Linked DNA regions of Homo sapiens: region 2 is linked to region 1. A link is an interaction called in ENCODE POLR2A ChIA-PET data of the cell type or tissue named here. Cell type or tissue: GM12878. All regions are shown on one strand. Links, peaks and the distances in the headings refer to the core of each region. The heading gives the core; the rest is flanking DNA. Region 1 overlaps PRELP (proline and arginine rich end leucine rich repeat protein). Region 2 has its middle 13 kb from the start of FMOD.

Region 1 (2,908 bases), core at 247-2,746:
CCTTCCCTATCTCTCTCATTAATTTAATGTTAAAACCCAGGAGTGGTGGAATGTTTCTGCTCAGGGCAGGGTTGGGTGGAAGTCCTGATGGGTTGGTCAAGTCATTAGGAGCAGCTATTTAAGGCTAATTGGCTTTGTATGGAGAGGTTGAGGTTGGGCTGGGAATGAGGTTGGGTTTGTCTCCCAGGGCTAGGCAGGGCTAGCAGCAGGGTTACGCCGCACTCTGAACTGGCATTCTTCTTACTTGTCAGATCTCCTGTCTAATTGGTCACCCCTAAGCCTCCATGCCTTGACCCAGAGCTACCCTGCAGTGGAGAATGGGGCTGCTTCTGACCTAGCGCTGTGCCGGTGAATGTCGGAACACCCCTCTCTCTTTTTTCCCTTCTTTCTGTTCTCAACCTAGGTGTCTGAAAGCCATCCTGCTCTCTGTATCTCTTCCTGTAGTCCAGAAGGGTGTTGGAAGCAGGGAGAATCAAGCAGTCTTTGCCAATTTATGAGCAGAGTTAGTAGAGGAGTGAGCCTGAGGCCCTTTCAAGGCCCCCATTAGGGCTGATGTGGTCCTGAGATAACAAAGGAGCCTTATGGGGGCATGATGACTTCAAGATGCCCCTTTCTAGGAAGGTGAAACGATACAAGGATGAGCTTGCCTGGGGCAGTGGGAGGAGAGCCTGTGGTGCATACTAGTTAGGAGAGAAGATTCTCACCCCTCCACCACTACCTAGTGATGCGAACCCTGTTCTGGGCCTCAGTTTTCTTATCTGTAAAATGGGAATAAAAAAATCTTCCCTATACCTATATTCCTTACCCAATTGTCAGAAGCAAGTGCAGTTAGCAGCTTTAAAATGCACTACAGATCAAAAAGTGCTAAAAATAAAAATAACACTATTATGGAGAGACCATCTGTCTCCCCAGTGTCTACCACAAGGCAAAGTGTAAACAGAATGAAGATTTTCTGGCCTCAGGCCACTAGTTTAGAAGAGAAAGTTTTCCATTCTGAGCGGTGGGGAAGAAACCAGGGTGAGACGACTCTTCTCTGACAGCCCGCCACCTACCATATCCTCTGCCCCATTCCCCCAGCATCTCCAAGCCTTGAAGAAAGCCTAGAAGAGTGTGTCTGATGCCTTGAGTGATTATAGATCTGAGACCCAATCCTGCAGTTCTTCATTCAGATGCTTAGCTAGGTAGGCTTAGGCAAAGCAATTGCTTTTCTGCTCTATAAAATGGGGATACTAACACCTTCTTTTCTGTTTTGAGGGTTAAATGAGTTAATACATGCAAAGTGAGTGTTTTCTGAATGTTAAGGTCTTGTTGATATTATTTCAAAGTAATGGGGTCTCCTTCCCTCCAGCCTGGCTAGAGGGCAGCCCCCATGCACTGCTCGAAGGCAGGGATCCTTGTGAGTGGGGTACCAGCTCTTCCACACAGAGCAACTTCCTCCCCTTTGTGGCTTGTGAGATCACACTTGGGTCTCAGAAACAACTAACTGAGGAGACTCTGGAAGTCCCCAGCCACCTAGGGAAAGCTTGTTCTGTCTTTCTAATTCACCAACTTCTCACCGATGCTTTCTGCAACAGGTGAGGGGACACTGGCCACAGAAGGTGCAAGTCTGCCTTCCTCAGTGGGCCATGGAGTTCCACTGCGATTCTTGACTTCTCCCAGCTTTTTGCCCCTTCCAGCCTTGAAATGCTTCACTCACATGCCCAATAAATGGGATTGCCCACTAGGGAGGTGGAGGGGGCATGAAGAAAGTGTTCAGCTCACCCTCTGTGAGAGCCCAGACAGGTGGCTGCTGGGAAGGAGGAGCAGGGACCTATAAGGGTCAGGGGAAGGGCCCAGCACATGCTCCTGGGGTCCTGGGGCAGGCAGATTAACAGGTGAGGGGAAACAGAAGCTCTGTGGAGCCATCTTGGGGGAACTTTCTTACTGGAATGTTCCTCTGTGGTATATATGGCTGCTTGTGCTTGCAAGGAGGAGAGAGGGAGACAGCTCTTCCCTGTTTACTCCCACTCCCCAAAAAAGAGGTGGCCTATTTGGGACACTCTGGTGCTCCTTTTCCAGGACACAGTCCTTCTGCCCAGCTAACACTGCCGGAGTCTTGGGCTTAAAAATTACAGCAAAGCTCTCTCTCAGGCCCCTGATTCTCGAGCCCTGGTGGACCATCAGAATCTCCTGAAGTATTAAAACAAGATTCCTGGGTCTCGATTCAGTAGATCTGCAGTGAGAGCCGACATCTGTATTTTTAGTAAGCCCTCCACACTCCTCCCTCTCCAGCCCTTAGGTGACTGTGAAGATCAGCTGTGTGTGGGACCCCTGATCTCCCTACACCCCGCCTGCCTTGGGACAGACCCTCTCTATTAATAGAGAGGAATGAGCAGGGGAGCAGGAGAGGGGCCGCCCTTCAGTTTTCCCCTCCCCAACTGCTTAAGGAACTGCTGCCTTTTTTTTTTTTTCTCCTCTGCCACAGGACCTTTTGCCAACCTAAATGGTTGGAATAATTTCAGAACGGCTTTAAAGAAAAATATTTTTCTGGCTGCCTGCAGGAAAAAAAAATAAAAAAATGAACTGTCCCCAGAGCTGGGAATTAGGACCTTCAAGGATTGGGAACTGGGTCGCTTTCTTCTTTCTTTCCAAAAGCCAAGTGGTTTGGACCAGTGAGACAGAAATTGAAAGCTGCTGAGAAGACACTGTGCAGGTTGGAAAAAGCCGTTTTTCTCTCCCTCCTACCCAGTGAAGCCCTAAATAATGAAGAAACCCTTCCAGCTCCCGCTCTTGCTTATCTCCTCCCTATTCGGCCTGGACTTGGGATGCAAGATTTTCTTCTGGCTCTGCCATCTCAGTGGGAAAACGTACTTTATCTTTGCTCTTACAGCTAGGGAGGTGTGTGTGAGAGGGCGAGAGACAAGATGCA
Region 2 (2,908 bases), core at 260-2,759, 140 kb after region 1:
TTTTCTGATAGGGAAATAACAACTGATAGTTATTGGGCACTAAATTCTGTACCAAGCATGTTGCAAATGTTACAACTCCATCTTAAGCCAAAGTAAACTAATTTGACTATACTTCTCTGACGTGAGAGTTAGGCAGGAATGCTAGTGTGTGAAACTACCAGAAAGAAATCATAGCTCTAATCACAGTCCTCTCCTCAAGGACAGCAGATAAGGCCCCTCTGCCTTGGATCTCCAGTACAGGAAGATGCCATGTGGAGGAGACAGAGATGTGGCACATAGGGCAGGAATTATCTAACTATAAGGAGGAATCCTCTGCCTCTCCGTTTTTGCTTCTTTGCAGCTCCCATGAGCATCCCAACCAAGACAGAGCAGGGAGAGGAATGGGAGCCAGCCCTGCTGCAAGGCTTCCCTTGTTTCTAAACCCAGTGCTTTGTAAGAAACAGAGTAGCAAGAATAGACTGTCCCTCAGGCTCAGTTGACTCTTTTTCTTTCAGCTGCCATTTGATCAGTCTTATTATGTGCTAAGGGCTTTACTTATTTAGTATTCTTCACCATTCTCTACCATGGAGATTATTATTTTCACTATTTTACAGAGGAGGAAACTGGAAACAAAGACACAGAGGTCACCCAGGAAGGACGCATCAAGGCCAGGATCTGACCCTGGCCGTCTGTCTCCCCAGCCTGTCAGTTTTGCAATATTATTTACACTGTGCTGTCCTAAGGATCCTTGTATTGTTGGATTATTAGGTGTATGCAGGAGGCTTGTGGGTCACTGGCTGTCATAAATAGAGAAAGATCATCTTACTTTTTTTGGAGATGGACCCAAATCCATTCTGCTAGCATTCACAGTTCCTTTATGAATTTCCAATTCAAAATTCACTTTTCATCAGTAAATGTTTAGTGAGTGCCACTGAGCAGGAACTGGGGATACTGCAGAGAACAAAAGCAAACAGCCCCTGCCCTTGGGGGCTTGTAGTCCAGTGCAGTGACAGTCCTTGAACAACGGCAAAAAAATCACACTGAGGATCATGTAGTTAGACTGAGAAAGAGCTGTGACGATGAGCATAGGTCTACACCAGGATTATCAAGGAGCCTGGCCTAGATACTCTGAGATACAGAGTGAGAGCATAGTAATCCAGACGAAGAGATGGAAGGGCAGGTCCAGGCAAAGATAGCAGCATGCATACACACCCTAATGCACAAGGAAGCTTCTGAGGCTCTAGACAGCGAAAATGGCTGCAGCACAGAGAGAAAGGGAGAGAGTTTCAGTTGATCACGCTGATGCAGTAGGCAGGGGTCAAAGGCAGTAGGCTTTGTTCTCTTATTTCAGACCCAAGTACGAAGAAACTTAATTACCACCGTCCCAAACCCCATGTCCCAGGGCCTGCCTTACATGCAGGCTCACAGTTCTGCCTTCTAGCCACTAGTGGGCAGCATCTCATCTCGCACCACCAGCCTTTTCTGAAACCTTTAAATCGCAGCCCACTTAGCCCACTTTTTCCCAACTTCCTTTTTTTTTTTTTTTTTTTTTTTGAGAAGGAATCTCGCTCTGTCGCCCAGGCTGGAGTGCAGTGCCACAATCTCGGCTCACTGCAACCTCCGCCTCCCGGGTTCAAGCGATTCTCCTGTCTCAGCCTCCTGAGTAGCTGGGATTACAGGTGTGCGCCACCACGCCCGGCTAATTTTTATATTTTTAGTAGAGACAGTGTTTCACTATGTTGGTCAGGCTGGTCTCGAACTCCTGACCTCATGATCCGCCCACCTCGACCTCCTAAAGTGCTGGAATTACAGGCGTGATCCACCACTCCCGGCCTTTTTTTTTTTTTTTTTTTTGAAACAGGGTCTCACTCTCACCCAGGCTGGAGTGCAGTGGCGCGATCTCAGGTCATTGCAACCTCCACCTCCTGGGTTCAAACAACCCTCCTGCCTGCCTCAGCCTCCCAAGTAGCTGGGACTGCAGGCATGTACCACCATACCTAACTTTTGGCTTTTTTGTAGAGATGGGGTTTCATCATGTCGCCCAAGCTGGTCTCCGACTCCTGGACATAAGCGATCTGCCCGCCTAGGCCACATGCCTAGGCTTACAAAGACTTTGTAAAGGATTACAAAGGAAACTAATTACATTGAAGTACAGTTACCAAAATATAAAACATATACATTTTTGATATAATAATATATATGTTTCTTTATTAAGTCGATGAATAACAAGATTTAGCAACAGGTCTAGTTAATTATAGTCATTTCAAACTATTGATGCATGTAAATGGCATATCAAACTATTTTAACAACTGTAATGTGATATAAAAATATCTTGGCCGGGCGCGGTGGCTGGCCGGGCGCGGTGGCTCATGCCTGTAATCACAGCACTTTGGGAGGCCGAAGCGGGCGGATCACGAGGTCAGGAAATAGAGAACATCCTGGCTAACACGGTGAAACCCCGTCTCTACTAAAAAATACAAAAAAAATAGCTGGGCGTGGTGGTGGGTGCCTGTAGGCCCAGCTACTCGGGAGGCTGAGGCAGGAGAATGGCGTGAACCCGGGAGGCGGAGCTTGCAGTGAGCGGTCTGCACTCCAGCCTGGGCAACACAGCAAGACTCCGTCTCAAAAAAAAAAAAAAAATCTGTGGGCCGGGTGCTCTGGCTCACACCTGTAATTCCAACACTTTGGGAGGCTCAGGCGGATGGATCACTTGAGGTCAAGAGTTCAAGACCAGCCTGGCCAACATGATAAAACCCTGTCTCCACTAAAAATACAAAGATTAGCTGGACATGGTGGCGCATGCCTGTAGTCCCAGCTACTCAGGAGGCTGAGGCAGGAGAATTGCTTGAACCTGGGAGGCGGAGGCTGCAGTGAGCCAAGATAGAGCCACTGTACTCCAGCCTGGGCAACAGCGAGACTTCATCTCAAA

The links. ChIA-PET counts read pairs that join two places held together with the same protein. Peaks named below come from ENCODE experiments on the same cell type or tissue, not always from the same donor. Only the 100,000 strongest peaks of a DNase experiment are listed, where the experiment ranks them.
Region 2: POLR2A ChIA-PET joins it to region 1 with 6 read pairs; 11 of 35 experiments call an interaction of 5 or more read pairs at or near these places.

What each region holds. Positions count from the first base shown.
Region 1 is chr1:203,476,483-203,479,390 of GRCh38, reverse strand. The region is part of intron 1 of PRELP (proline and arginine rich end leucine rich repeat protein); the gene reads right to left. Among named protein-coding and RNA genes, the nearest start is that of PRELP, 2.1 kb to the right of the region's middle. In GM12878, for the core only: no CTCF peak of the experiment used is centred there; a DNase peak (open chromatin) is centred at 1,447; H3K27me3 peaks cover 14 bases.
Region 2 is chr1:203,337,126-203,340,033 of GRCh38, reverse strand. No RefSeq gene overlaps it. Among named protein-coding and RNA genes, the nearest start is that of FMOD, 13 kb to the left of the region's middle. In GM12878, for the core only: a CTCF peak has its summit at 1,416 (motif pointing right); a DNase peak (open chromatin) is centred at 1,444.